Linked DNA regions of Homo sapiens: region 2 is linked to region 1. Evidence: read pairs that join two places in POLR2A ChIA-PET (ENCODE). Cell type or tissue: CD4-positive, alpha-beta T cell. All regions are shown on one strand. Each heading gives the region's core, and the rest is flanking DNA. Links, peaks and the distances in the headings are about the cores only. Region 1 overlaps TLK1 (tousled like kinase 1). Region 2 overlaps METTL8 (methyltransferase 8, tRNA N3-cytidine).

Evidence for each region. ChIA-PET counts read pairs that join two places held together with the same protein. Peaks named below come from ENCODE experiments on the same cell type or tissue, not always from the same donor. Only the 100,000 strongest peaks of a DNase experiment are listed, where the experiment ranks them.
Region 2: POLR2A ChIA-PET joins it to region 1 with 11 read pairs; 3 of 35 experiments call an interaction of 5 or more read pairs at or near these places.

The regions. Positions count from the first base shown.
Region 1 is chr2:171,078,904-171,095,254 of GRCh38, forward strand. TLK1 (tousled like kinase 1) reads right to left here. Exons shown (of 21, transcript NM_012290.5): 3 at 3,878-3,949. Among named protein-coding and RNA genes, the nearest start is that of TLK1, 74 kb to the right of the region's middle. In CD4-positive, alpha-beta T cell, for the core only: CTCF peaks have their summits at 8,112 (motif pointing left) and 8,312; DNase peaks (open chromatin) are centred at 7,558, 8,088 and 8,808; H3K4me3 peaks cover 635 bases; H3K27ac peaks cover 1,387 bases.
Region 2 is chr2:171,324,904-171,341,254 of GRCh38, forward strand. It overlaps METTL8 (methyltransferase 8, tRNA N3-cytidine), which reads right to left. Exons shown (of 10, transcript NM_001321154.2): 4 at 14,281-14,651; 5 at 12,550-12,599; 6 at 6,901-6,964; 7 at 5,656-5,795; 8 at 1,139-1,245; 9 at 938-1,003. Among named protein-coding and RNA genes, the nearest start is that of METTL8, 100 kb to the right of the region's middle. RefSeq lists enhancers at 1,383-1,432, 1,927-2,451 and a silencer at 11,936-11,995. In CD4-positive, alpha-beta T cell, for the core only: no CTCF peak of the experiment used is centred there; a DNase peak (open chromatin) is centred at 1,518; H3K4me3 peaks cover 1,145 bases; H3K27ac peaks cover 1,030 bases.

The DNA of each region.
Region 1 (16,351 bases), core at 6,595-9,094:
TCTACTTTGTCTTTTGTTTCCCCTGTTTCAATGGCTCTCTACCTGAAGTCCAAATTCTTTACTATGAAATACAAGGGTCTTCAAACCTGACCCCTGCCTACCTTTCACCATTCCTGCATATAGTCCCTCTACCAGAAGTTTGAAAACCAGTGGAATCACTGAAGCAGCTGGGTATTTTTTAAAGCTTTTCCGGAGATCTAAAGAGCAGTAGTGGCTGAGAATCACTGTCCTCTCTTAAACCAAACGACTTGTCATACTCCCACATAAAAGCAAACACATATCCTAGTCCCTCTGTATACCTTCTTTTCATACTTCACTCTGTCTTATGGGATGAATTCACAGCCTCTCTTAAAAACTCGACTATCATCTCTTCTTTGAAGGAAGACCTCTTTGCTTCCTTTCCCCTACAGGCAAATGGAATTGGTGGTTTCTTGCGCTTTGCTTCCATAGCATCTTGTGCTTCTATCTGTTACAGCACAGCCTACACTGTCATGAGGCAGACTGTCTAAATGTTTGTTCTACTAAACACTGATTTCATTTGAAGGCAGGGATTGTATCCTATTCATCTTTATATTCTCTGTGATTGGGCAGAGACTAAAAGTTAATAGATATGCAATAAATGTTTACTGAAAATATCCTGAATTTTTTGGAGCCTGCTGAATGGACCAGGAGTGATGTAAAATAAAACAAAATCAAAACAATACCTTCTTACCTACCATCTTCTTTTATTTACGAGAGGAAAAACTTTTTCATTCTATTTAATTCCACATTTAGAAAAAAAGATTCATATATAAAATAAACCGCATACAAACTGAAATAAAAATTTCACTTGAAGTAGATTAATCAACTTAACAATGACAATTGGATGCTTTCCAGTTTTAATAGTAAGGGTAGAAGAAAACAAGAGGATTCTGGATGTCTGAAAAAGAGTACTGGGTAGGAGAAAACGAAGTACAGAAAAGGGATTGTGGTGAGTTAAAACCATCACAAATCCTAAGAGGGATTCAACAGAAAATGTCCAACTGGTGAACTACAATAGGGTATGCATATTAATTATATTAAAATATGGATATAAATTTCAGGAATCCAGGGTGGGGTAAGGGTGGTAGGAGAAAGCAATTTTTTTTAAAAAAAAAGTAATAAACTGTCTGGGCACGGTGGCTTACGCCTATAATCCCAGCTATTCAGGAGGTTGAGGCAGGAAAATTGCTTGAACCTGGGAGGCGGAGTTTGCAGTGAGACGAGATCGCACCACTACACTCCAGCCCGGGCAAAAGAGTGAGACTCCATCTCAAAAAAAAAAAAAAAAAGTAATAAACCTTCCAGTACTATTTGCTCCCAAAACCAAAAACTACTATTTTAACAACTGTAGTAAATTGGAGAATGGATTACCAAAAGAATAGTGACATCAGAAGACAATGAAATACTTCATAAACTTTACTACTAGGAGTACTAGGAAAAACAAAAGTACTTCTATCCTGCAACTGTTTCTTCTCATGTTTACTTAATGATCTATAAATATCTGTATTTTGATATATATAAAATTTCACCCCAAAGGAATTCATTAATTATCAACTATACAGATAAAACCTGGGAATCATTTTCCAGATAAGCAACTCCTTAAATGGAAAGATACACTAAAATAATAATAATAATAATAATAATAATAATGGTAATAGTAATTATTTCTTTGAATCTTAAGGACAATGTATAATCTGTAGTCATTTCTGTGCCACTAGACTTAACCATTAATTTGTAAAACTCCAAGACAGAGAATGCAGAACAGCAAAAGTCAAAAGATTTTTCTTTTTTTTTTTTTCTTAAGACAGGGTCTCACTCTGTTGCCCAGGCTGGAGTGCAGTGGCACAATCATGGCTCATTGCAGCTTCGACTTCCTTGGCTCAAGTTACTGTCCCACCTCAGCCTCTCGAGTAGATGGGACTACAGCCACGTGGCACCATACCCAGCTAACTTTTTGTGTTTCTTGTAGAAATGGGGCTTTGCCATGTTGCCCAGGCTGGTCTCGAACTCCTGGTCTCAAGCAATCCTGCCTAGGCCTCCCAACATGCTGGGATTACAAGCGTGAGCCCCCGTACATGGCCCAAAAGATTTTTCAAGATTTTCTACTGCTGCCCCAAATGTCAAAACTTCAATACAGATAAAGCTAAGTATATCCAATGATTAACCAAATTGTGTTTCATTTCAAATGCCAGTATGGTCTTTTAAGAAACAAAAACATGTTTTAACTAAAAATATAGCCAAAAGTGATCCTTGGGATCTTTAAAGGGAAGCTGAATTCTCTTATAGACTAATTCCTCTGAAAAAATCCAAATATTAAATCTATAACTTATATTTGGAATATGGGTACCTATAAAGAATGTATAACTGTGATAAGTGATCTAACTTTCACCATGTTTTGCTTTTTTAAAAAATCTATCAAAAATATCATATTTAGTGAACAGAAAAGAGAAATATCTAACATTATTTTATTGCTCTTCATAACACAAATGTCTATGAAACAGGAGGCAGGTGAAATTACTAAATATTCCCAATTCTGGGAAAATATCAAGAAATGTTCCAAAGTCCAGGAAATATAAAGTGAGAACATTCTTGATACACTTTTTAAAAAACTTTGACTAGAGCTAAACCTACAATTTTCAAAGGCTTAGTATAAGTATGTTAATTTTTTAAAAACTAAACTGATAATCTGATGCTACAGGGGCTACTAACGCTTACCTCAAGGGAACCTACTGCAGATAAAGTCCCGTCACTTGCACAGTCCTTTCAGCTGCCTGCCAGTTGTTTCTGTGGAAGGGAAAGCCTGATGAGTGAGAGCCCTATGCCATACTCCTTTGTAGTGTCAGGGTGCCTGCACAGAACTGCACGAAACTGTCTACCTAGAGATTTCTAGATGCTTTCAATAACACAGAGCTAAAAAGATGCCACCTTTGAAGTTCCCTTTCCTCTGAACAGTGAAACAAAATGCCTAAGAGTTTCTGAGTGCTAATGAACTACTGGTATTATCAAGTTGATAGGTCTATACTAACCAAGTAGAAAAAAGTCTATACTAATCAAGTAGAAAAAAGACAAAAATGGATCAAGTAGAAATAAGACTGACGGGAAAAATACACACACACACACACACACACACACAAGTGACAGACCTGTTATCATCCAAGGAGAGAAAAGGCTATACCCACAAGAGTCAAGCTGTAACATCAACAAATGAATGCTAAAACTCACGGAACTTCCTGTCTACCCATTTTTAAAAGATGTCATCAAGTATATCATGCTCAGGGTAAATTATACCATGGATCCAAATGCCTGCTTGTAAAATCCCAGATATTTTCTTGGTGGGATCAGTAAGTGGGTAAAAGGGGGAGGGATTAAGAGGGGAGGGAATTCTTCAGATTTTTTAAAATACGAAAAATGAAAACCAGCAGCATGATTCCATAAGAAATTCTAAAAAGAGGGAAAAAATGTGTATCTCAGAAAGTACACAAACTCTTACTAAGGATCAAACTAAAAGGAAAGAATAAAGAGAAATAATAGAAAACTGGGAAACCCAACATACTTAAGAACCTCCTTCCTCTCACAGAACTATGAATGGCTAATAACTGTCTCCAGTAAGAATATATACATATCATTCATTTACAAGTTCAGCTACATAACCAAAGAAATTATATTTTCTTTCTAATGCCAAATGCAGTCTTCAATCTGAATGTTGTGCTTCATAAGGCAGAACAAAACATTCCTATAAGAAACTTTAAAAGCATTAACCTTTAGCAAAAGAACTGATGAAGAAACAAAATACTAATTAAAACGGTGATTCCAGCTTTTACTTTAATAGCACCATATTTAAAATGAAATTACTTACCTCTGATTCTTTGTCACTTAAAGATCCCAAGCTTCCAAAACTGTGATTAGAGCTTTCGTTATTTGTTGAGGCCTGTTAAAGATTTTTTAAAAGGTAAAAATTAGGAGTAATTTTTTTAAAGCAGCGGGAATAATTTTAAACAAACATATTACAAAGTAGATAATCTATCTTCATAAATAAATAAAGTATAATTCCTTAAAACAAGGAAGCCAAATGAGGTAAAAATAAGAAATACTAAATTCTTAACACTATATACTTTGAAAAGTTTTATCAAGTCAATAAAGTTCTGCTGTGTTTTAGGAACTGACTTCTATTAGCTGGTTTTTTAAATCCCAGTTCAAAAGCAAAGGAACTGGGCCATTGTTAGGATGACAAGATCCCTAAAATTATTACTCAATGTATTAAAAACTAATGCTACCTTTGGCTGAAAGTATTATTTGGGCTCTTCAGGTCCCTTCACAATTATCAAATTCCATCATGTCTGAAACACACCTCTTTGCCTTTCTCTGTATTAACAAACTGTCCTGTTTTTCTTTTTTTTAAAATTTGTTTTAACTCTATCTCTTCAAAAACATCTTTGACCATCTCGACCATTTTAATTAATTGCTTTGCTCAAGAATTTCTCCATTTCCTTGACAATATTTTTGAACTGTAACAAAGAAAGAGCTAACATTCTGTAGGATGATGTCTGCTTTGTTTCCAATACGCTTCTATGATACTTATTATCTTGTGCACTTTTTTGTACCATCAGTACATCAGATCATAGTCTTCCAGAAATGCTTAGACCAGGTGGCTGACAGATTATGGCATATATGTCAAAGATGATGCAAGAATTAACATTACATACAGGCAAGCCAATTGATATCCTCATGTTTCACCTCACTTGTAACAGGAGTGGCTGCTAATCCTACTATTAACAGGTTGCCAGTTAGACTATAATTATATAATTGAAATTAGATTAATTTCCAAAGTGACAACTCTGAGCCATTGCATACATGCCCAGTACTATGCTGGATACTGTAAAAGCTGCTGTCAACAAAGGATAGCGCTTGAACTAATTACAATTCAAGTAGTACTTGGAATAAGTTATAATCTAATTATGGCAAGATTATCAAATTTGAAACAGCAGCAATTAAGAAGTAATACATTAGAAAGATTCTGGGACAATAAGGGCAGTGGCAAAGTGTTTGAGCATCTGTAAATACCCACCAAAAAAATGTATAAAACTAAATAGTAAACCAAAAACCCACAGACTGTATTTACAACAAAACTAGGTGACAAGAATCTCCATGAATCCCCCTCAAAACATCAGATGGAAACAAGTCAACAACAACCATAGATAATGTATGGTATCATTATCAATATGGGAGGAAACAGAAAGAAACAGATGTCTGATAACCGAGAACAAAAGACACCTAAAACAGCCAACAAGTTAGGTACAGAAGCTAGGTTAACTTAAGTACAGAAGGGTTTTGCACTTTCAATTAGTGACTAAGTGGGAGGAGTCCACGGTTACATTTAAAAAGTGAGAGCAGTCTAGCCTCCACGAATCCTTGAAACGGATCTTTACATAACAGGGTGGTACAATGAGTACAAATTACTGGGTGTGGAATGAAAATTGAGTACTATATAGGTACAATTACAATAATGGAAAGAGAATATTCAGATAAAGAAGGGAGGGAACACAGCCTAGCAATCTCAGAAAGCAAATGCCACAGTTTTGAAGCGTGCCTAAAAACAGCAGTAGAGAAAGCCCTGTAAGAAAAGCCATCCTGAACCACACCAACCATTTAAGTGTTCAGGAAATCCAATTTCACATGAAAGTAGGCAAAAGAAAATTATGCAGGTCATAAAGGTATAAGAAAAAATAAAGTAAGATACAGAATAACATCCAGATAATAAAAGCATACCAGGAACACACATCCACAAAATAGGTAAAAATTGTAACCTACTATTTTAAAATGAACTAAGAGATATTACAAAAAGGACTCAAGACATGAAACAACTATATAAATCAGATTTCAAAAAACTCGGAAATAAGGTAACAGAACTCAAGAAAGCATTAAAAATAAAAGTTTCAGAAATAAAAAGTATATCTGAATGAACCCAAGAGCAAATATATACAGTAGATAATGCTTTAAGATAACCAGAAGGCAAAAAACAGGGACATTTTTGAAATCAAAAGAAATGAAGAGATGAAAAGTATTTGAGAGTAAGCTACAGCTGATGATGAAGCAACAAAGATCAATATACAGATAACAGAAGACCCTAAAAACTACTAAAGCCAGAAAATAGTAAAAACTGTAATTCAAGAAAATGTCTCTGATGGCTGGGCACAGTGGCTCATGCCTGTAATCCCAGCACTTTGGGAGGCGGAGGCGGGCAGATCACCTGAGGTCAGGAGTTCGAGACCAGCCTGACCAACATGGTGAAACCCTGTCTCTACTAAAAATACAAAATTAGCCAGGCGTGATGGTGCACACCTGTAATTCCCAGATACTTGGGAGGCTGAGGCAGGAGAATCACTTGAATCTGGGAGGCAGAGGTTGCAGCGAGCCAAGATCACACCATTGCACTCCAGCCTGGGCAACAAGAACAAAACTCCATCTCAAAAAAAAAAAGAAAAAAAAATGTCTCTGACATTTTCAGTTGTCAGTCTCTTGTTGTCAGTTGTTGTTTTTTAAATGTTCAATTAAAAAAATTGAAACTACTGACAGAGCACCATGCACACCTAGGAATAACAACCCAGAAAGCGAACATCAAAGGCAAACACTTTATGCCAGACAAAAATGGAGTGACATAAGCTATTCAAGGAAAGAAAATAAAAGCAAAGTGTTTTATATTCAGTAAAATCCATTTTAAACACATGGAAAGCATAGATAAACGGTTACCAAAAATGCAAGCAATTAGGGAACCCTGCTCCCATGAGCCCTTCCTAAAGAATCTACTACAGAACAAGCTTAAGACAACCAAAATGAATAGTTTACCAGTCTAAGAACTGAAGGCAAGCAATAATATGACTTATTGTTGATCAAGATTAAATGATAATGACAAGGGAGAGGATATAATATTTAATGACTAAATGCATGCAAAGTTAATAGTACAGTATTTTTAAAACTAGGGGATGGAAAGCATACACAAAATAATTGTTTTCAGTACCCACTTTGTTCACTGTGCTAATGTTATTTTGAGACAGCTATGTGTGTGAAATACAGAATAAAGTAAAATAATTAAGGGATATCCAATTCTATCCTCTGCTTCGTATCTTCGAATTTCATAATTCACAGTATAAAGATGCATATGAAAAAAACCTTATAATCCTGAGTTTGAATAGGAAATATCAATAAAAATTCATGAAATATTTTTATCTTTTAAAACAAACAATAAAAATATAAGTAGGTAGGTAGATGAATAAGATTCCACCACCAGTAAAAACAGAATACCTTATTTTCTACAGATAACTATATATAAATCCTGGAAAAAAAGGATTTAAAAAAGCCACTACCTGAACCAAAAGTAGGCAGAATCTAAGTACAAGACAACACTTAGAAGAAGGGAACAGAGGCTGGGTGCAGTGGCTCGCGCCTGTAATCCCAGCACTTTGGGAGGCCTAGACAGGCAGACTTCTTGAGGTCACAAGTTCAAAACCAGCCTGGCCAACATAGTGAAACCCCGTCTCTACTAAAAATACAAAAAACAGCCAGGCGTCATGGCGCATGCCTGTAATCCCAGCTACTAGAGAGTCTGAGGCAGGAGAAATGCTTGAATCTGGGAGACAGAGGTTAAAGTGAGCAGAGATCGCACCACTATATGCCAGCCTGGGCAACAGAGCAAGACTCCGTCTCAAAAAAAACAAACAAAAAAAAAAAACAGAAAAAAAAAGAAGAGGAGAAGAAGGGAATAGATCTGGGTAGGTTTCCTGTTTTTACAGCTTTTGCTGAGGGGAAGGTCCCGGAGATCAGAGCTGCACAAACAGCAGTTGAAACCCAGATCAAAATCTTTAGTCTTACTGGCTTGAAAAACAAGAGTTTCAAGCTTCCAAAGAGGCTGCAAAGTAAGGAGGGATACGCTGGAAAATAAAGATCCACAAAGGGAGAGTCCCAAATTCTGCATATTAACTCTGCCTACTTCTTTGGCTGGTCAGTGATCTATGCAAAAACGGAGCAGACGATAAGCAGCCTAGATAAGACTAAAACAACTAGCAGGGATGTCAGTGCTGCCCTCTGCAGGGAGACATAGCTTAAATTTCAGTCTAGCCAAGTTAACTGCCTCCTAAAACAAAGAAAAACAAACAAAAAACAGTCTCCAAAGTCACTGTAATGTGTCATTCACAGCGTGGAGGATACAATAAAAATTTGTAATCATATGAAGAAACAAGAAAAAGTGACCCATACTCAAGAGGAAAGACAATCAATAGATACTAATCATGAAGTAACACAGATTTGGAATCAGCAAATAAATAACATAAAGCAGCTAATATAAGTAGCTCAAACGACAAGATTGGAAATTTCAGCAGACAAATAAAAACCGTAAAAAGAGCTGAACGTAAATTCTACAACTGAAAATTTCACTCTCTAAAATAGAAAACTTACTGAATGGGCTTAACAGAAGAATGGAAAAAGAGTACTGAAGATAGGTCAAGAGAAATTACTCAAACTAAAGAACAGAGAAAAAAATATTGAAAAATAGTGTCTGTTGGACACCATGAAGCAGTCTAAGATACATGTAACTGGGGTCATAAAATGAGAAAAATATGCAGAAAAAAATATTTGAAAAAATGACAGCCAGAAAAATCCCAAAATTTGGCAAAGACATTAATTTACAGATTGAAGTTCACTCAATCTCCCAAGCAGGATAACTACAAAGAAAACCACACCTACGCACATCATAGTCAAACTGCTGAAAAACCAAAGATAAAGAAAACAATCTTGAAAGCAGCTGGAGAAAGTACACATGAGAACAAAAAAGGATAAAAGTAACAGTTGACTTGTCATCATAAATGCTGGAGGCCAACTTCACTCTGGAAATAGTGAGCTAGGAGAACTCTGTACTAAGATGCATAAGGCACAGCTGAGAAAACAGAGAAGGTTAAGTAGAAAGTCTACACTAAAGAGACCCTTAGGCCCTTTCTTGTTCTCAATTCTAAAAAGTTAGCAGCCAAGCTTTTACTCCACAGGTATGAGATGATAAAAATCTCTCTCTGGGAGATTCTATAAGTCCCTCAGAGAAATGACTTAACTAGATCATCCTACTGCAAAACCCATCCATGGCTGGGTATGGTGGCTCACACCTATAATCCCAGCACTTTGGGGGGCTGAAGTAGACGGATGGCTTGAGCCCAGGAGTTTGAGACCAGCCTGGGCAACATGGTGAAACCCTGTCCCTACAGAGGAAAAAAAAAATTAGCCAGATGTGGTAGCATGTACCAGCAGTCCCAGCTACTCAGGAGGCTAAGGTAGGAGGATCACTTGAGCCCAGGAGATAGAGGCTGCAGTGAGCTGTGACAGTGCCACTGCGCTCCACCCTGAGCGACTGAGACCCTGTATCAAAAACACCCCAAAAAACAAAACCCATCCATCAGTCAGTAAACCCTGCCCAGTTACACAGTTTCCAGTAAGTGTTTAAGTGCCTAATGCACAGATATGAACAAAGTCCAATATCACTCAAAAAATTCTTCCAGAACTGGAAAGCATGTTTCTGGATTGGAAAGACACATTTTTAAAAAATCAAGCACAATGGCTTAAAGAAAACCAAACCAAGATACATCAGAATAAATAATTTCAAATTCTAGAGACAAACACAAGCTCCTAAATAAAAGCTTCGAGGGAAGAACAAATAGAGTATTTACAAAGAATCAGGAATCAGAATGGCATTGGAGTGTGCAACAGTAACACTGGAAGCTAGAAGACAATGGAACAATGCCTTCAAAATTCTGAGAAAATGATTTCCAACCTAGAATTCTACCCGTCAGATACACTAAAAACAAAGTGGGAGGAGGAAAATATGCAAGGTCTCAAAAATTTCACTACCCATATATCTTTCCTCAAGAAGCAACCAGAGAATCTGCTCCACCAAAAACAAAGAAATAAAGCAAGAAAGAGAAGATATGGGATACATGAAATAGCTCAAACACAGGACAGACACAAAAGTCTCCCTGATCCTATGATGATCTTGGCTCACTGCAAACTCCACTTTCCGGGCTCAAGTGATTCTGCCTCAGCCTTCTGAGTAGCTGGGATTACAGACATGTGCCACCATGCCCGGCTACTTTTTGTATTTTTGGTAGAGACAAGGTTTCGCCATGTTGGCCAGGCTGATCTCGAACTCCTGGCCTCCCAAAGTGCTGGGATTACAGGAGTGAGACACCACATTTGGCCTGGCTTTGAAATTATGAACATGAATTGTGTGTCTTTTCCTTCTTGATTTGTAGGAATTCTTTCCATATTCAGGACATGAATCTATGGTTTGCCTTTTCACACCTTACTGTGTCATTTCAACGTAGTTACATTTATCAAATGTTTTTCTTCTTGGCTACTGCCTTTTGGAACCTATTTATGAAATCTCTGCCAATCTAAGGTAATGAAGACAGTCTATTCATTTTATTAAAGTTTTATTGCTTTACCTTTCCCATTTAAATCTACAATTTACTTGAAATTGATTTTTCTATCATGATAAGAGTTCAAAGTGAAGAGTTATTTATTTTCCCTTATAGATATCCAATTGATACAGCACATCTATTTTAACGATCAACTCTTTCCCACTGCACTGCAATATCACCTTTGTCATAGATCAAGTTACTATTTACAGATGGGTCTACTGCTGGACTTTATTCTCTTTCATTGGTCTATTTTTCTATCCATGTCAATATCAGACTGACTTAATAACTAACTTTCTCTTTATTTTTTAAGAGACCAGGTCTTGCTCTGTCACTCAGGCTGGAGTGCAGTGCAGTGGCATGATCATAGCTCACTGCACCCTCGAACTCCTGGGCTCACGTGATCCTCCCGTTCAACCTCTTAAGTAGCTGGGATTACGGGCACAAGCCACCGTGCCTGGTTTAATTTTATCAATAATACCACAAAATATTCTTGATATCTAGTAGTATAATTCTCCCAGCTCTGTTATTGTCCTTTAAGGCTGCCTAGACCATTCTTGGTCTTTACATTTTTATATAATTTTGGAATCAGCTTGTTACTTTCCACCCTCCCCAAAATCCTGCTGGGATTTTAATTGGTATTGCACTGAAGCTACAAATCGATTTAGTAAGAACTGATAGCTTTATAACATTGAGTCTTCCAATATTTGAATATTGCATCTCATTTACTAAGGCCTTTTCTGATTTCACTGTTTTACAGTTTTCAGTGAAGATGTCTTGAGTATCTTTTGTAAGATTTATTTCAACTTATATTTTTATTATAAAGATTTAATAACATATTTATATTAACAATTTTTAATACTGTATATGGTACCTTTCTAAAACTTCATTTTCTACTTTCTACTTATTTGTTGTTGATATGCAGAAAATATAACTGGTTTTAATATATGATTTATAATCAATGACCTTAACTAATTTACTTATTAGTTTTAATTATTTTTAGATTCCTTGTGATTTTTCTCTAGATCATAATCATGTTATGGGGATAATCTTTATTTCTTGATATGAGTGCTGCTTACATCACTGTGTTCAGTTTGTGAACATTCATTGAGTGTACTTATGATTTGTGCATTATTCTAAATGTAGTGAGGAAGAGAACTACTTATCGCCTATGCTATTTATTTGAACGGTTTTTTGCTACAAAGTCATCAAATCCTTGGGATTTTCCTAGGTATTCACTTTCTAAAATCATGTATTTAAAAAGGTTAAATTTCAGTATTAATTCTTTGGAGACTAAAGCTGGTAATATTTCCCCATAGATAAGCACTCATTTATTCTTAATGCTTTTTATACCAGAATTCATTCTCTATCAATAAAAATATCTTTCCTAGCTCCACTATAACTCCACTTTATAAGGCTTTTTATTGGTAATGTTGCCAAAAGTTTAGTAAAAAGAACAATATTTAAACTAGCAGACACAATAGTTTTTTACTAAGAAACTATTAAAATTAAATTGAAAATTAATTTCCTCAGTCGCACTAGCCATATTTTAAATCCTCAGTAGCCACATGTGGCCAGTGGCTACTATTAGGCCATACAGATACAAAAGATGGCCATCATATCAGAAACTTCTATTAGACAGAGTTGCTATAAGATAGGGGATCAGCAAACTATGGCCCTCTGCCTGGTTTTTATATAAAGTTTTACTGGAACAAAGCCATACTCATTTCATTACATATGGTATATGTCTGCTTTAGTACTAAAATGGCACAGTTGAGTAGTTTTGATAGAGACCACATGACCTACAGATATTTAGTTACCTGGCACTTTACAGAAAAAGTTTGCCGACCTCTGCTACAGACATACGAAAATCACAAAAATCAGTGCTTGAGTTCAATGCTTGAGAGGAGCTATATGGGTTAAGAGGGAATATTATATTTCAACAATAGATGCCCCCATCTAACCAGACATAATCTAGTATAAACATTCCTTGCATCCCTAAAAAGCATTAACTGTCTTAAATTTGGGATTTGAAAGTCAAGTCTTATGATTCAGAACACAGTAAACATTTCCCATTTTAGGTATTCAACCTCCATTCCAATTTCATGACAGCAACATAGTTTCTTTTTAGAAAACCATCCTGTCCTTGTATTTTTGGTAGGACTGGAAATCAACCTGCCCAGCAACTAGAGAAATTCTAAGGAGGGTCCTTCTCCCATACATAATCTTTACCCATACCTATAATCGAGAAACAAAGGGGAAAATTAATCAACTCTCTTCCCCAGAAGTTTGAATCTCAAAGGAATGATATAATAAGCATGGGATGGCGGGGGGGTGTCTTTGTTGTTGTTGTTGTTGTTGTTGTTGTTGTTGTTGTTGTTGTTGTTTAGACGGAGTCTCACTCTGTCTCCCAGGCTGGAGTGCAGTGGCATGATCTCGGCTAACTGCAAGCTCCGCCTCCTGGGTCCATGCCGTTCTCCTATCTCAGCCTCCCGAGTAGCTGGGACTACAGGCGCCTGCCACCGCGCCCGGCTAATTTTTTGTATTTTTAGTAGAGACAGGGTTTCACCGTGGTCTCAATCTCCTGACCTCGTGATCCGCCAGCCTCAGCCTCCCAAAGTGCTGGGATTACAGGCATGAGCCACTGCGCCCGGCCGTCTTTTTTTTTTTAATCCACTGGAGATCCCACAATCAAAAGGATGAGCAGTTTCTGTTGCTTCATCACCCAAGGTTGCCCTGGTTCCTGTGCAACTCTGGTCTTCCAGGCTTCCAAATCATTCTGTGAATTGACTGATATTCGATCAATAACTTCCCTTCTTTGCTCAAGGTAGCTAGAGAGCTGGGGTTTATTTCTGCCAAAGAAAAAAAATCCATATTGTTTTGGCAAAAAATCTGGAGTGGACAAAAGTAGAAAACGAAGTCAAATGTCTTAAAGAAGACTTGTCCATCAATGACATTCACTTTCACACTACATATTTTCACTATGACCAGCTGTAGGCAAAACTGTAAGACAGACTAAGTTTTGGTTACCATCCACATTCTTATCAGCACCACCACTACTGGCTCTCTGTAGTTGTCAATTAATTCTAAATATTAATCAAAGTGTTCAGATTTTAGCTTGTAGCTGCCATCTCCCCAAATATCTCTTTAGTTCACTAATATCCCAAAATATCTATTTACTGTGCCAATAGATTTAATTAGAACACTTCATATTTTAACATGTTTTTTGAAATGTGGGTTAAACCTGCAAACTGTTAAGACCACCCTCCTACCCCCATGGACAAAATGATGAATATGTCCACCTGGAAGTTACCAAACTATGCTTGCTCTGCTGTGGTTACTACTAGAACAGACTAAAAGCATCTGAGGGCAAGGATTTTGTCCTCTGTCTACAAACCAAGGACACTAAATGGAACCTTACACATGAGTACTTTAAAGTATATGCTAAGGAAATGAAGCAACTAGATGGGTACATTTTTTTTTACGTGATGTTAACAGGTTAGAAGTTAGGAAAATTAGTAAAATAAACAGACACTGGCCTTATTTTCAGTTCCAAAGAGCTTGCTGATACTGGGCAGTGCTAAGAACATAATATTAAAGCAAGTCCAGAAGGACCACATGACTCCATGTAAACTCTAAATGCAATTCAAAATTTTCCCCCAGTACTCTTAAAAATATATGCCAGTCTCAAAATTAGCCTCCTACTGCCTAAGTCTCCAAAGTTTCTGAATCAGGATACACTGTTTTGATTTCTTATAATAAAAGGATTTCATTCCCCCAAAATTGAGGACATAACTAAAGAGTAGACACAGAGCTAAGTGCTGAGACCATTAAAATATGCCACACAGTCCTTTGTCTTCAAGAGCTTAGTAGGCTAGTAAGAAACAAATAATTAAAATGTGATGGGAAAAATTTTGTCTAGGTACACACAGGTGTTGAAGAGGGACACAGGAGGTCCACCAGATTTGGATTTGGGCAATTAGATGGAATGAGGTAATCAGAGAAACATCCTTAAAGTGATACCTGATCTGACCTTGACATTCAAAGAGTGATGCATCTGATGAAAAGAAAGGGCATATGGGCATCTGAAACAAAGTGAACTGTATGTTCAAAGGAAAGATGTGAAAAACCATATCCATTTAGGGAACCACAAATAGGCTGTTCAAAGTACAATGTGAAGAAAAGATGGAAAGTGGGGCATGAAACTGGGCTACAGTGGTAAGGTAGGAATCCGAAAAATGTCAGGTAATTTGAACTTCAACTTAAAAACTATGTGAAACCATTAAAAAAAAAAAATTCCAAGCAACACCTTCTTAATGCCACTGTTAAGAAGGCTAGGAGAATCAATAAGTTAGAATAGGTAAGTAAGATCAGGCCTGCTTTTCTGGTCAAATCTATGGGGAAGAATGTCTGTAGGGCTACATAAAGGTAGATCTGACAGAGATTTAAGTTGATCACTTCTGCATAATGAGAAGACTCCCCTTACCCACCTGTCCCATGCTGCTCTAGACGCCACCTGATTGTAGCCAACACCAGGAGTAAGAGAAGGGAACACCTGTAAACCTCACCACCAACCAATCTATCACTACTCAGAAGATCACCAGCCTAACCAGAATGGATGCTGTGGCAAGAAAATCTTACAGGTAATTTAAGGAGCCTAATTACCTTGCAAGGGAGAGCCCTAGTCAAACACAGAATAGGTGGCTCAACTAGAGGAGAAATTACGGTCAGAGCAGAAATAGGTCTTTTATAAGTATATTATTTGAATTTTAAAGTAAATATAATTAGAAATAAAAGAGTTGACAGTGAAACGCAATTGCAAAAATCTAAATTCAGTAAAGAGTAGGGGCAGAAGCACTGCTAGAAATGAAATTAGTAGTCTAGAAAATGAAGTAGAATCATCCCGTTAACATCAAAATATGAAGAAATTAAAATCATGAGTTAAAACAACAGATACAAAGGACATATCTAGGGGATCTACTATGAAAATAACTCGTTTTCAGAAGGGAGGAAACAAATTAAGAAAAAAAATCAAATATTAAAAAGAAAACTTCCCTGAGCTGAAGAAAAATTAAAACCTAGAAGACATCAAAAATAGTATCTATAAACTACTGAGATACTACGAGAAAGCAAAAGAAAGACATTTTCAGACATGCAAACTCAAAACATGGCAGCATGTATTCAAGAATGCTTAAAAGATCGACACTGTAAGGGCAAGCAATACCCTCAAACTAAATTTTCTTTTTTTCCGAGACAGAGTTTTGCTCTTGTTGCCCAGGCTGGAGTGCAATGGCGTGATCTCGGCTCACTGCAACCTCCACCTCCCAGGTTCAAGCGATTCTCCTGCCTCAGCCTCCCGAGTAGCTGCGATTACAGGCATGCGCCACCATGCCTGGCTAATTTTGTATTTTTAGTAGAGACAGGGTTTCACCATGTTGGTCAGGCTGGTCTCGAACTCCTGACCTCAGGTGATCTGCCCACCTCAGCCTCCCAAAATGCTGGGATTACAGGTGTGAGCCACTGCGCCTGGCCTCAAACTAAATTTTCTAAAGGGGGAGAAGAGGGTAGCAGATACAGGTTTATGTATGACTGCCATAAAGATTTGTTATAAATCACAAACATGCAGAAATTAAACAACACACTCCTAAATAACCAATAGGTCAAAGGATAAATCTCAAAGGAAATTAGAAAAAAACTTTGAGATGAATGAAAACAAAAACACTGCATATCAAAACATATGAGATAAAGTTAAAGCAGTGCTTACAGGGAAAACTGTAACTGTAAATGTTTACATTTAAAAAGAGATCTTGAATCATAACCCAACCGTCCACCCAAAAAACACTAGAAAAAAGAAAACCAAACTAAAACCAAAGCAAGCA
Region 2 (16,351 bases), core at 380-2,879, 240 kb after region 1:
AGACCAGCCTGGTCAAATGGTGAAACCCCTTCTCTAATAAAAATACAAAAATTACCTAGGCGTGGAGGTAGGTAATCTCAGCTACTTGGGAGGCTGTAATCCCAGCTACTTGGGAGGCTGAGGTGGGAGAATCGTTTGAACCGGCGAGGTGGAGATGGCAGTGAGCTGAGATTGTGCCACTGCACTCCAGCCTAGGCAACAGAGTGAGACTCTGTCTCAAAAAAAAAAAAAAAAAAAAGAGAAATCAGCTAGAGATAAGTAATTTTCCTTCTTTCTATTTTGAAAATGTATTGTTTTTTTAGACATAAGATTCACTCTGCTGCCCAGGCTGGAGCACAGTGGTCCAATCATAGCTCACTGTAGCCTCATCTGCCCCAGCTCAAGTGATCCTTCCACCTTAGCCTCCCAAGTAGCTAGGACTACAGGTATGCACCACCAGACCAGCTAATTAAAAAAAAATTGTTTTGTAGAGACAGAGTCTCATTTTGTTTTCTAGGCTGGTCTCAAATTCCTGGCTTCAAGCAATCTTCTCACCTTCATCTCCCAAAGTGATGGGATTACAGGTGAGCACCCCTGTGACAGGCCAAGATAAGTAATTTTCTATAAACTTATCAAATGTCCTCCTTTGGCTGTGGCTATCATCAATTTTTTTCATATCTAGGCTAACAATATCTCCAAAATGGAACAGCCTTCACCTTCATCTGGGTATGAGGGTAAAACAAGAGACTTTAAAGCAGTTTAACTGGAAAAAGATTAAACAGTAAACGGCCATTTTCAACCTTTTATGTAGACCAGTAATAAGCATCAAAGTATGAAGACATCTAATGCTTAATCAATGACTGAAGCCTCAGTTTCATAGCTTCTGAGCTATAATCAATGAGATAATAACTAACAAGAACGATTATGACCAATTATTTCCTTTTGTAGATTAGCATACCTTTTGTAAAGAAATATGCTCTGGTACCATCTCCTCGAACATAAAAATTTTCAGATAAACAATGTCCTGAAAAAAATTGTGAAAAGAGAAACTCTTAAGGGTATTCCTTTAAAAAAAAACAACTAAATACTTTGATGTGAAATATAAACAAGGCATTCTTTAGAACATTTAAAAATAACCTCAAACTGAATATACTATTACCCTTTTTAAAACGAAGCTGAGTCTTATCATATCTTCCATAGTCTCGAAATAACAGCATTCCCCCAGGTTTCAGTAACTTGGACAGTCGGTTTACAACACCTTGCATCCTTTGGAAACAAAGTATTAAAAAGATACCCAGTTTGTAGAAATCTTGTTTTATATGCTGGATTTAACTTTGTTGAAGACAAAATAAGAAAAGCTTGATAAGGCCAAAGAAATCTAAACCATAAACATAAGGGTAACAAAAATAAAAATATTTTGTAAAGAAGAAAAAACCAAAACCAACTTGCTAAATGACTAGATTCAAAAGTCCTAGAGTATCAAGAAATCACCCAAATGATCAGAGTGGTAACTTCACAGAGCTTGACGTATGATGTCAAAGCTAAACTTCAAAACCACAGATGTTTCCTGGTACTTACAGAAAATTAAGGTAGTTCTGAGATAGACAACAATGGAGTGTGCTTCATTTTCCTTGCAAGATAAAAAATATGCCAAAGCCATCCCAAGTTGTACATATCTAAAGAGGGAATATCTTTCCTCCAAAACGAGCTCATTCTCCTTTTCTTTATTTAGTTCGGAGGTACCACCATTTACCTCATGAAAGAGAAATTATTTTTCTTCCACTGTCCTCTCCATGTGGCCATAAAATTCTATGTCCTCTTTAATTTTTATTTTTAATGACATCTTTGATATTTCCTGTCTTTTTTGTTTCCCATTTGTACTCCCTTAGTACCAACCCCTATCTCCTTAGGCCTGGAAACAAATCTGCTTCCTAACACGCTGTATTATTCTCCCTGTCAATCCTTCCTGCATGTTATCGATGAATAATTCTGCTTAAAATGATAATTTTGTCAAATCATCTCCTTGCTCAAAAACTTTCATGATTTTAATCCATAGGATAAAATTTCAATTTCTTAGTTGAGCTCTTAAGATCTCCTACTACTGACCCCAATTAATCTTACCAACAGCTTTCCAATCTGAAGCAGCTCCCCTAGCCAAACTGTCATGCTTGGCCCTGAGCAGCCTCTGCCTTTGCTCACATGGTTTTTCCTCAAAGAATTCTCTCCTCCTTACTGTCTGCCTATTTAAATTTTATTCACATTCCAAGCCCTAGTTCAACAGCAGGGAGCCTTTGCTTTTCTCCTTTACTGTTTATTCTACTTATTTGGCTTCCAGTCAAATACAATCCCTTATAGCTGCTCTTGATTTAGTGTTTTTGGCTAAGTGTTCATGGCTTTATGTGTGATTATGGGCCAGGGATGGCATAGATTTCAGATCTCATATTAATTCTGAGTGACAGCATCGGCTGCCTACAGAGCTCTGAGAAGGACTCATAAAGCTCATTGCGAGTTACCGAGTACAAAATCGATTATCAATGTCTGCCATGGGCAGAGAATGGTAAATGGCAGCTTGTGTGCTAAGTCCTTGTCTCTGCCTTATCTAAGCTACTTAAAGCTGCTGAGGTTTTCTTATTTGAAAAAAATGAAAAGTTTGAATCAGATAATCTGTAAATTCCTTTCAATTAAAACACTGTTCAGTGGAATAGTAAGGTAAAACTCAGATTATGTCATGTTATGAAGGAAGCAGATACTGAGAAAATGAAAGCAACTATAAAACAAGAAAGAAGTAGGACAAAAGGAGGTGGCATGATTAGGTGAAAAGTCCTTTTAAAAAAACTAGCACATAAGGACATAAAAGAAAAAAGAAACGTATTTTTTGTTTATTTTATTACAGGTTATTTTCATACTGTGCTTATATCATAGGCTTTGCGAATGAAAGAAAATCATATCTAAACCTTAAAATATTCACTTTCAATATAAATATTTTACGTACATAGCAAAATCTTTCTGTAATTATTAGTAAAACAAGTATGAAACTAAAATGCAGAAAAATAAACAATCGAACACTTTAAAATGTAGCCACCTCCTCCTGCAAATTCTTTCCTCTCAGCTATCCTTTAATGTCTGGGGTTGAGGATAAAGGCAAGGAACGGGAGCTACTTTTCTTGCTCATCTCATCTTGGTTCATAGTGCAGTTCCCGAGCCAATTCCTGAGAACTGCAGGTGGGAGTGGGCTGGGGGTGAGATGGACAAGACAGGAATGGTATGAAGCCCCTTTTCTTTCTTCATCCTACTTGGGCCAACTCTGCTGTCTTCACTTATCTCTGGATAGAGGGAGAGGAGAAGGAAGAGATAAAAAATGTATTGACTGCCTGCTTTATGCTTGGCTCTGTAATATTTTGTATTTTCATTTCAGTGACAAGAAGGACAATTCGCTCTTCTTTTGTAGCCACCTACAATTTATTCCCATTTAAGCTGGGTCCTCCAGACTCAAGGTCTAGCCAAATTGCTTGCCATTTGCTTATGCCTGAATTTTCCAAGCTACCAAGATGCTACTTTTCTAGAACTTTTCTGGGGTTGAATCTACTACTATAGTCCTAAGTGACACTATAGACATTGCCTTGGTTTTAGTTTTTTCTTTTTTTGAGACAGGGTCTTACTCACTGTCACCCAGGCTAGAGTACAGTGGCGTGATCTTGGGTCACTGCAACCTCCGTCTCCTGGGTTCCAGTGATTCTCCTGCCTCAGCCTCCAGAGTAGCTGGGATTACAGGCATGCAGTACCACGCCCAGCTAATTTTTGTATTTTTATCATTTATTTATTTTTTTGAGACGGAGTCTCTGTCTTGCCCAGGCTGGAGTGCAGTGGCATGATCTCCACACACTGCAGCCTCTGCCTTCCAGTTTTAAGCAATTCTCCTGTCTCAGCCTCCCAAGTAGCTGGGACTACAGGTGTGTGCCACCACAGCCAGGTGATTTTGTATTTTTGGTAGAGATGGGGTTTCACCATGTTGGCCAGGCTGGTCTTGAACTCCTGACCTCAGGTGATCCACCCGCCTTGGCATCCCAAAGTGCTGGGATTATAGGCGTGAGCCACAGCGCCCAGCCTTTTATTTTTTTTTTGAGACAAGGTCTTGCTTTGTCGCCCAGGCTGGAGTGCAGTGGTGCAATCTCGGCACACTGCAACCTCTGCCTCCTGAGTTCAAACGACTCTCCTGCCTCAGCCTCCCAAGGAGCTGGGATTATAGGCGCCCACCACCATGCCTGGCTACAGGAGGCAGAGGTTTCACAGTAGAAACGAGGTTTCACCATGTTGACCAGGCTGGTCTGGAACTCCTGACCTCAGGTGATCCACCCACCTCGGCTTCCCAAAGTGCTGGGATTACAGGTGTGAACCACTGCACCTGGCCTTTCTCTTCTCTATAACATTCAATTCAAATCATGAGAAAATACATTATCTGAACTAATTTCAAATAGTCTTTTTGTGGTTATATGTAGAATTTAGATGTTTCTTGTTATGGGTGTCAATGGGGAATCTTGTTCTCTATCCACCTCTCCATCCTTTTAACTGTTCATATAAGGAAACCAAACACATAGATGACAACTTTCTATTAGTACCTGAACAATGCCTACAGTCTAAACAGATTAGCAGAAAGAAATAGGTTATAGAAACTGGGAGGAAACAGTAGCTTCATAAAACCTGACATACCTCACTAGGTGCTAAAGTATCTTATTTCAGATTTATTTGGAAATGGAATTTGTTCTTCTACAAGTAATCAAAGTGCTCATTTCTGAATGGGAAGTAAAAGAACTGTAAAGGGTCCTAGTGGCCTTTTAATTGCAAAGAAATAAGCACATGGTAACTCAGTTTCTATGGAAAAGGGTCACACTCATCAAACAAAAAGTGGTTGACGCCAAGTCTGTATCTTCCACCAGGGAACTGTGAGAACCCAATTTTAAGAAACCTTATGAAAGCACAGACCTGGTACTTACCATATGTACCCTTTAATACATAGAAGATGGCAAGATTTAAGAAAGGTAATCATTCTAATTGCTGGTAATATCTCTTTATGTTTTCTCTCTGGAGAAAAGCTATGTTTATAGTTTTAAAACACTGTATGAAACTAAGTCATAAATATTTAAATGATGGCATCAGGCTAACCTTAGATCATAAAGGTCCAAGGATAATCTGGCAAATCTTAATAACTCCTGATTCCCTAGTGTGCTTCTTTAGAACAAAATTTTTAAAGCCCATCAACAGGCCTGTGTGAAGCCAAACAGATCCCAAGCCCACCTCTTCATGAACATTCAGGAAGACACTACACTAAAGATGTTTGTTTCTGATCACCAAGTACAATTTCCCTCTTGGGAGTCTATTAGGTTGTTCTGAATTTGTAATTTCCTTGAAGCACTGTCACTTTTAATAGGTATGTGTCTTGCCAGAATATGCTCACTTCATTCTGACAGTGACAGAAAGCTCATTAATGAAGTAGTCTGACCAGTTTCTGTCTAAAAGTACGAAGAAAGGAAAAACTGCCTTTAAAAGGCTGTGTATTATACATAATGTTGCTCACTAAATAATAAATTCAAAAATTGTCATTTTTGCTTTGATAGTTCTGAAAACCACTACTGATAAAGGAGCTTTACACATCCACTTTGCCCTTTCGTCTTCATTTACCTGTCAGGATGAATAGAAGAGAGCACAAAGACAAGGAGAATGACATCCAGGATCCCATCTGGAAAAGGGTAAGGTAAGCCATCATCACATACATCATGAACAAAGGCAAAACACTGGGTTGCTCTGTAGGACGAGTGTGACTGTCATGATAAAGGAACAGAAAGCAAAAAGAGGACTTAGTAGACTTCCGGGATTTTTTTTTTTTTAAATAAAAAGGTCAAATTTTTAACCTTTTCTCCCAAAAGCCTTTCCTCTGTCAGTCTGAACACTTTTTTCCAATTCAGTATTGTTAGCTTATTTCAAGCTGCCCTAAAAAAATTAAGGCTAGCTCTTGGCCTTGATAACAAATATCCTTCGCAATCCCTCTTTAACTTTAAAAGTAGAGGAGGGTAGGCTTTCTGAGTTAGTAGACAGTGTTGTTAGAGGCCTGCTCTGGGTTGCTGTTTCTGAACTTAAAGAGGTTCTGTTTGGACTACGATTATTCATGGGCAGGCATACATTCTAAATTTTGTAGGTCAGTACCCTTTCTGGTCATTTCTTGTGTGTTGTTGGCCTTTCTTTCTTTCTTTTTGAGACACAGTCTTGCTCTGTCACCAGCATGGAGTGCAGTGGCGCAATCTTGGCTCACTGCAACCTCCGCCTCCTGGGTTCAAGCCATTCTCCTGCCTCAGCCTCCCAAGTAGCTGGGATTACAGGCACCCACCACCATGCCCAGCTAATTTTTGTATTTTTAGTAGAGACGGGGTTTCACCATGTTGGCCAAGATGGTCTCGATCTCCTGACCTTGTGATCCGCCTGCCTCGGCCTCCCAAAGTGCTGGGATTACAGGCGTGAGCCACCATGCCTGGCGCTGTTGGCCTTTCATCTTTTTTTTTTTTTGAGACAGTCTGCTCTGTCACCCAGGCTGGAGTGCTGTGGCACGATCTTGGCACACCGCAACCTCCACCTCCCAGGTACAAGCGATTCTCGTGCCTCAGCCTCCCAAATAGCTGGAACTACAGGCACGTGCTACCACAGCCAGCTAATTTTTTTATTTTTAGTAGAGACAGGGTTTCACCATGTTGGCCAGGCTGGTCTCAAACTCCTGACCCCAGGTGATCCACCCACCTTGGCCTCCCAAAGTGCTGGGATTACAGGTGTGAGCCACCACGCCCTGCCTCTAGTGATCTTAAAATCAAAACAACTTTTATTGTTCTGGGGTAATACCTTAGGCATCAGTTGGTATGATTCCCAGGAGTAGCATACCTTTACGAGCTCCACAGCTCCAGAAGCAAAATCACAACAATACAGAAAGGACTCCGGAGAGTTCCTATGAAGATGGAAGAAATATTTATTTATTTTTTTGGAGACAGGGTCTTGCGCTGTTGCCCAGGTTGGAGTGTAGTAACGTGACCATAGCTCACTATAACCTTGAGCTCCTGGACTCTAGCGATCTTGCTTCCTCAGCCTTCTGAGTAGCTAGGACTACAGATGTGCCTCACCATGCCCAGCTAATTTTAGATTTTTTTGTAGAGATGGGGTCTCACTATGTTGCCCAGGCTGGTCTTGAACTATTGTTCTCAAATGATCCTCCTGCCTCAGCCTCTCAAACTGTCAGGATTATAGGTGTGAGCCACTGTGCTCGGCCAGAAGAAATATTTATATCTGGAGTCTAGAAATACTCAAACTAGAGAAGAAAGGAAACTGTAGGTCTGACTTGTTAATAAGTTATTTCCACCCCCGCCCCTCAGCTTTTTTTTTGAGACAGGGTCTCGCTCTGTCACCCAGGCTGGAGTATAGTGGCACAATCACGGGTCACTACAGCCTCGACCTCTGGGGCTCAAGTGATTCTCCCGCCTCAATCTCCCGAGTAGCTGGAACTACATACAGATGTATGCCACTGTGCCTGGCCAATAGGTGGTATGATTTTTAATTGGACTCTTCTTAACTTAAATATGTTCTGTTTGGCCTTTATCTGAAATTCAGTAATGATGGCTGGACCATGGTTACTTAAGGCAGCCATATACTCTGAAATTTGTAGACTAATACTCCTCTTGATTATACTGTGTATGCTGGTATCAAATAATCCTTGCATCATGTTGCTTAGTACCATGTCTGAACTACAGAAAGAGGTCAGCATGTCATTAAACAGTAAGGATGGTCCTGGCTCTCATGGGTTTTATAGTCTAGTTGGGGACATAATTGGTTTTATACAACTTCTACAGGGGTGTCAAGAGGGTCAGCACCCTGAGGTATAAGTCTTAAAATTTCTGAAGGAGGAGGATGTATTGTTAAGTGAGGAGAAGGGGAAATGGTTGAAGAGTTTAGAAGTGGGAGTCACATGCCAGGGATGAGAAGTAGCACTAATCCTGAGAGCCCAAACTGGTATATGGCAGGATAAAAAGGTGGGCCTTGAAGCATATCATTAAGACTTCTAATCTGACTCAAGAAGCATTCCAAGCAAGGTGAACCTCTAAATAAATATGGAATTTATTTAGCTAAATAAATATGCATTTAGCAAAATCTGACCCAGGTGCAGGTTATACTCTTTTTTTTTCTTTTCTTTTTTTTTTTTGAGACCCCAGAGTTTCGCTCTTGTTGCCCAGGCTGGAGTGCAATGGTGCAATCTCGGCTCACTGCAGTCTCCGCCTCCTGGGTTCAAGCAATTCTCCTGCCTCAGCCTCCCAAGTAGCTGGGATTACAGGCATGTGCTACCACGGCCGGCTAATTTTGTATTTTTAGTAGAGACAGGGTTTCACCATGTTGGTAAGGCTGGTCTTGAACTCCTGACCTCAGGTGATCCACCCACCTTGGACTCCCAAAGTGCTGGGATTACAGGAGTGAGCCACCGCACCTGGCCTCAGATTATATTCTTAAAGGCAACTCATTGATGAATAACTATGATAACATATAATTCACTCATTCTATGGCACTAGGGATTTGCATTCAATTTAAGATCTATCCAAATAAGTTAAAGTATGATTAATAGGATTTTGTTATGAAAAGCTAACCAGTACTGAATCAAAGTTAAAACTCATACTGCTTGGTCTTTTCTCATCTGTCAAACATAAAAATAGCACTTTACTTCAGCATGTTCCCCTGTTTTTTTCTGATTAAATCCATATAATTGTGACTTGTAATTTGCTGGGTGTTTGAAATGTATTTGAAATGTTCTCAGTAAACACTCAGCACTATGTGGCTAATGGTTAAGGGCAGGGGCTTTGGAACAAGACTGCCTAAGGTTTGAGTCTCAGCTTTACTACATAGTTGCATGACCTTGGGCTAGTTGCTTAATCTCTTCTTTAATTCAATTCCCTCATCTTTAAAAAAAGAGATAAACATGGCATCTAAGATGGTTGTTTGAAGTGAATGGATTCTTATAGCTAAAGTTTCCAGAAAGGTGCCTGATTCAGAGTAAGCACTCAATAAATGTTAGTCATTATTATAATTGTTGTTGCTATTATTATCATCACTATTATTATTAAAGGAGATTGTTTTTGCCTTCCAGGAGCTTAAAAACTAACATAGTCCTCTAAAACAAAACAAAACAAAACAAAACAAAACAAAACAAAAACCAAAAAACTTCCATATAGTTCAAAATGCTTTTCTGGACACTGGTATGTCTAGCTCATTATAAAAGGTCTGCAGTCTACCTTTGGGCAGTAGTTACCACATACCCATAAGATATAGAACAGTCTACGAGCTAAAGGAAAGCATGTGCCATATGCCATGTGTCCTGCCACGGTGGCAGCATGACCTCTAAGATGGAATTCCCACTGTATCAGCAGCCCAAGGTGATGTCTTGTGACCACCCAGTGACTTTCCAGAACCTTTCTGTAAAATCAGCTGACTACCTTGGCTCTTCTCCCAGCAAACAGGTGTAAATATCACTACTACCACCACACCACCAAGCACTCTCTTGGCAGGGGTCTATGAATTAAATGATCCTTGGAGAATGATATGACCTCTCCATTTCAGAGGTCTAATTATGGTAAAATATTCTGAAAATGTAAAACATTAATCCTACACTCTCTAAAAGTAGTAAAACATAATTTCTTAAGCAGAAAAAAAAAGTCTAATAATTCCTTTGGAAGGCTAATCACTGGTTGCCTTTAAAAGATGAATTAATTATCTGAGGTTATTGAGCTACAGTAATTTCTAAAACATAGGTATGAGGCAAAGAAAGACAGAGCTAAGAAGAAAGAGTTAGGGAGTGAGGAACCAAGAGCTTGCAATTATAAGCTGAAGGGAGAAGCAGAGGTGAAAAATACAACTAGCAAGTGGGGGAATGAGAGATATTAATCAGGCAATATGTATTGAGCTCCAACTAAGCTGTACTGTTAGGCAACCTGGGAAATCAGATTAGGATAAAATATGCCCTCTACCTTAAGGAATATAAAAAGTGGTCGGAGAGACAAGGCATAAATAAATGACATGCTAAATAATACCTTGAGATCAGTCATAAAGTAACACACAATCAACTGCCAATGTAGTGTATTTACGTGTATTATAAGCTCAGAGACCACTGGGGTAAAGGAATATGGCTATGTGACATAAGCAAGTTTGAAATTTCAGCCCAGAAACTAGAAAAAGGAAAACAAAACTAACAAAGACACAAACAGAAAGGACATTCAGAACTGTAAATTTACCAGCATCACCCAGGCCTGGCCACATTAACTGGTTATTAAATGATAGTAGGAAACTACTCACTATTCATTATGTTAGGTTTATAATAATATTAGAGAGTATACTGAGTTTTGGGAGATATATCCTGAATAATCAAGGATAAAGTATCATGATGTTGGCATTATATTGGTAATTGTTGAATTGAGGTGTTAGGCATATGGAAATTCACTGTACTCTTTGCTTTTCTGAATGTTTTTTAATTAAAAAAATTTTTTTTGAGACAGAGTCTCTTGCTCTGTCACCCAGGCTGGAGTGCAGTAGTGCGATCTCAGCTCACTGCAACCTCCACCTCCTGGGTTCAAGCAATTCTCCTGCCTCAGCCTCCCGAGTAGCTAGGATTACAATTGTGCACCACCACACTCAGCTAATTTTTGTATTTTTAGTAGAGACAGGGTTTCACCATGTTGGCCAGGCTGGTCTCAAACTCCTGACCTCAAGTGATCTGCCTGCCTCGTCCTCCCAAAGTGCTGGGATTACAGGTGTGAGCCACCGCACCAGGCCCCAGATGCTTTTACATTTTAATAATAAAAAGTTTAAAAGATCACATCATTTAAAAATATGCATAAAGACTGAAAGGAATTAAAACAAAAATTTTGTCAGTGGCTATGTTAGGATGATGAGTGATTCCCTCCCTCTCCTTTTCCTCTAATGGAAATGTTCTGCAACGTGCTAATGCTGATTTTATAATGGAAAAATAATGTGAACTTAAAAAAAATGTGTAAACTTAAAAAAGAATAGAGCTTGGCAGATTGGCCATAGATAAAAGGTGTTTGAAGAGTTTTGTGTGTTCATCATGGAAAAAGTAAAAGACACAGGTGAAATGGTGAACAGGAAGGGTGAGCCTGGAGCAAATCTCTGTCCCTGTAGTCAAACTCTGCTTTTTTTTTTTTTGAGACAAAGTTTCGCACTGTTGCCTGGGCTGGAGTGCAGTGGCGCATCTCAGCTCACTGCAACCTCCACCTCCTGGGTTCAAGCAATTCTCCTGTCTCGGCCTCCCGAGTAGCTGGGATTACAGGCGCCCGCCACCACACCCAGCTAATTTTTTGTATTTTTAGTAGAGATGGGGTTTCACTATGTTGGCCAGGCTGGTCTCGAACTCCTGATCTCGTGATTTGCCCGCCTTGGCCTCCCAAAGTGCTGGGATTACAGGCATGAGCCACCACGCCCGACTGCTTTTTTTTTTTTTTTTTTTTTTTTAGACGGAGTCTCACTCTGTCGCCCAGGCTGGAATGCAGTAGCGAGATCTCGGCTCACTGCAAGCTCGGCCTCCCGGGTTCACGCCATTCTCCTGCCTCAGCCTCCCGAGTAGCTGGGACTACAGGCGCCCGCCACCACGCCTGGCTAATTTTTTGTATTTTTAGTAGAGACGAGGTTTCACCGTGTTAGCCAGGATCGGCTTTTTTGAGTCTTAGGATTAGTTGCTGCTACCTCCAAACAATTTTAAGCCTAGACACAATGATTTGGCATGCAAACATCTTACATAGGGTGTTGCTTCAGAAGGGATGACAAAATGAGGCTTAAGTTGTAAGCTTTACATTCAATTGTCTATGTGTAAAATGACATCTAAGTATCTAGGGAGAGTAAATAATCTCTGAAGTTTAGCAGTTCACAGCTCAGTGGAAGGATGAAATCACTTCCTCTTTTTTTTTTTTTTTTTTTTTTTGAGACTGAGTTTTGCACTTGTTGCCTAGACTGGAGTGCAATGGCGCAGTCGGGTCACTGCAAACTCTGCCTCCTGGTTCAAGCAGATTCTCCTGCCTCAGCTTCCCAAGTAGCTGGGATTACAGGCATGCGCCACCATGCCTGGCTAATTTTGTATTTTTAGTAGAGGTGGTGTTTCACCATGTTGGTCAGGCTGGTCTTGAACTCCTGACCTCAAGCGATCCACCCGCCTCAGCCACCCAAAGTGCTGTGATTAAAGGCATGAGCCACCATGCCCAGTCTGCTTCCTCTTTTCTTATTCTCTCATCCATATACACATAAGCTTAAAAAATTACTTCAAAACAATGATGGACAACCCATGGCTACGAAACACTATTTTCAGAGTAATTCCCAGTTCACATGAAAGTAGACATTGAGATTAAGACATTTCTTTTGAAATTTGCTTGAGCCATTGTTCATATAAGAATTAGAAACACTACTGGCATACACGTGACAATATTTTCCCAGAATTTCTCAACATTCCATAAATATGTAAAATTCTGTAGAAAGAAAACTCTTAAAACTCACTCCAAAGTGTTCAAAATTGGAAACACACTATTTCCAGCTCCACAACCAACCTAAAATCAAAAGAACAAGCAAATATCAAAAAAAGCAAGGTTAAATTTTTGTCACCAATGTCAGATCTCCTATTAAAGAAAAAAACAATTAGACTTACTGGATCTCTGGGCACAGGATAATTTTCTAAACTCAAAAGCAATGAAATAAATCACAGGAATAAACACTAAGAAATCTGACTATGGAAACATTTAAATTTTTTACACACCAAAACCCAAAATAAACCAAATTTAAAAATAACCAATACGCTGTGAAGAAAACTGCAATGAATATGATAAAGGGCAAGGCTCATTAGGAAAAAAAAAAAAACAGATAAGCAGAGAAAATAAATGGACAGAACAAAAAAGAAGTACAAATGATTCTAAACATTTGAAGTATGTGACCTACTTAGTCATCAAAGAAACGCATATTAAAACAAGGTACAATTTTTGTCTAACAAAGTGGAAAACATTAAAATAATACTTCAATCAATGAGGGTGTGATGAAACAGACATACACTGTCATGGAATGGTATTAGTACAACTTCTTAGAAAGCAAGTGGGCAATATGTTTTAAAAGTATTAAAAATCTTCATAAATTATGAACTAGAAAATCTAACCTAAAACAATAAAAGAAAATGCAGGTAAAGGCTATACCCAAAATGTTTGCTTCAGAAAATCTGAAAACAATTAAAATGCCCAGTAGTGTGAAAATAGATAAGTAAAATTATAGTACTCCACATAGTAAAATATTTTGTAGCCATCAAAATATTTACAGAGAATTTTTAAAGATAGTGAAAACTGCTTATGATGCCATGTTAAATAGAAACAAACAAAACTTAGAATACATGTACAGTAATAAAAGAAGAAAAAGGTCAGCCAGGCACAGTGGCTCATGCCTGTAATCCCAGCACTTTAGGAGGCTGAGGCGGGCGGATCACCTGAGGCCAGGAGTTCAAAACCAGCCTGGCCAACGTGGCGAAACCCTGTCTCTACTAAAAATACAAAAAAATTAGCTGGGTGTGGTGGCAGGCGCCTGTAATCCCAGCTACTCAGGAGACTGAGGCAGGAGAATTGCTTGAACCCGGGAGGCAGAAGCTGCAGTGAGCTGAGATGGCGCCACTATACTCTAGCCCGGGCAACAAGAACAAAAGTCTGTCTCAAAAAAAAAAAAAAAAGAAGAAAAAGGTCACTAAAATGTTAACAGTGGTGAAATCCTTTGTTTGTAGGATTGGTGATAAATTATCTCCTTGTTAGCAAATTTTCTATAATCAATATACATTGCCTTTAAAATAAGAAAGACAGGGTTTAGTTTTAAAAATAGAAAACCAAGGTCTACACCAGATTATAGCAAATTATATATCTCACTTATTTCTATTTCATCTAAAAAGGGGTAATAACAAAGAGAGTAAAAATTAAGGCCAAAGCTTCATTGGTACTTAAAACTGCCCTCAGATTAAAATGAAAACAGACAATTTTTTTTTTTTTAAAAACCAGCAAAACCAGATTTAAACCACAAACTTAAAACTTGACTGATTAAAGACATGAGTCCCTTAGATATTATTTATGCACAGAAGTACACTGAATGCTTATTTACATTTGATAGTTTTCCACCAAAAAAAATCTGGATTTTTAATAAAATAATACAGAATGTACATTTTCAAATTATTTGTCACCTCCCATTTTTGTCCCTTGAGCACAATACCTCTAGTATCCTGAAAGTGGCATTGCTACCAGGAAACAATCCAGTCTCCATAGGTCCTTTTTTGTGTTTTTCAGAGTCTAGGTTGGAAAAATCAGATTCTGTTTTGCTTTGACCTTCTGAAGAACCAGAACTTTTCTCATAATGATTTTTTTCATCAGGCACAGTAGGACAGTGCATTCTTGAGAAACGATTTGTAGCACTAGTTTTTACATGATCCCATGATGATTCTCTCGCCTTCTCTTCAGGTTTTTGATCAACTGGAAGAATTTCAGGAAATTCCCTCAACAGCCAATTACGATCCTTGAAAAACTTATTCTTATGAATCTTGTAAAATGTGTCCCAGTATTTACTAGCTTCTCTCTCATACTTAACTAAAATAAAGAGGAAAAAGAAAGATTTATTTTACTACGAATTATATTTACTATTAGCTACTGTCTTGATAATTGTTAAACATATACATTATCATTTATAACAATTATATTTACAAATGAATAACTTTAATATTATAATATTTTAATCTATCTGATAAAAGGTTGAAACTACAGAGCTTTAATTCTCTCAAAATGTGTCAAAATGTGGGATATTTAGTCCTACCCCTGTGAATCTGCTTTTATCTTAATAGTTTAGCCAATTTTTGTGAGAAATATAATCACTGCAAACAACTTTCTAATTTTATCTTAACAATCACATTGTTACCAATAAGCTGTGTGGTTTTTTATTATCTTAAAGAAAGGTCCAGGCGCGGTGGCTCATGCCTGTAATCCCAGCACTTTGGGAGGCTGAAGCGGGTGGATCACGAGGTCAGGAGTTCGAGACCAGCCTGGCCAACATAGTGAAACCCCATCTCTACTAAAAATACAAAAAGTTAGCCGGAGGTGGTGGCAGGTGCCTGTAATTCCAGCTACTCAGGAGGCTGAGGCAGGAGAATTGCTTGAACCTGGGAGGTGGAGGTTGCAGTGAGGTGAGATTGCACCATTGTGCTCCAGCCTGGGCAACAAGAGTGAAACTCTGTCTCAAAAAAAAAAAAAAAGAATGAGGGCTGGGCACGGTGGCTCATACCTGTAATCCCAGCACTTTGGGAGGATGAGGCAGATGGACACTTGAGGTAAGGAGTTCAAGACCAGCCTGGCCAACATGTTGAAACTCCATCTCTACTAAAAAAATAAAAATTAGCTGGGTGTGGTGGCAGACACCTGTAATCGCGGCTCCTCAGGAGGCTGAGGCAGGAGAAATGCTTGAACCCGGGAGGAGAAATTTGCAGTGAGCAGAGAACACGCCATTGCACTCCAGCCTGGGCAACAGAGTGAGTTGTCTCAAAAAAAAAAAAAAAAAAAAAAAGAGCCTGGAGCAGTGAGACAGAGTGAGACCCTGTCTCAAAAATTAATAAATAAACAAATAAAAGAAAGGACACCTTATTTTTAATGTATTTACAAATACAATTTCAGCATAAATGCAAATTGGTGATCAGACAGGAAATTTCAAAATTATAAACAACATAATTTAAGAGCTAAAAGGGTCCATTGGAACAATTTACTCCAACCTCCCTTTTTGCATTTGAAGAAAGGACCTAAATCCACTTGTTCCAAGTCCTAGAGCCCCATCACAGTGAATCCATGGCCATGTCTCCTGACTTTTGGAATCTGGAGGCCATCCCGTAACTCCATTCTTCCCCCAACCTCCAAGGCATCTCTTCCTACTGACATCTCCCAAGATGAAGCCTTAAAGAAAATTTCTGATGCTCTTAAAACAAATATGCATTTTATGATGTCATCCTGTGGTCAGGGTTAGGTCAATAGTCTCAGAGCTTCAGGTAATTCTTCGCTTTCTGCCTCTTCCTATTTGCTCCTTAAATTAATAAAGTAAGGGCCGGGCACGATGGCTCATGCCTGTAATCCCAGCACTTTGGGAGGCCGAGGCGGGCGGATCACGAGGTCAGGAGTTCAAGACCAGCCTGACCAACATGGTGAAACCCCATCTCTACTAAAAATACAAAAATTAGCCAGGTGTGGTGGCAGGCGCCTGTAATCCCAGCTACTCAGGAGGCTGAGACAGGAGAATCACTTGAACCTGG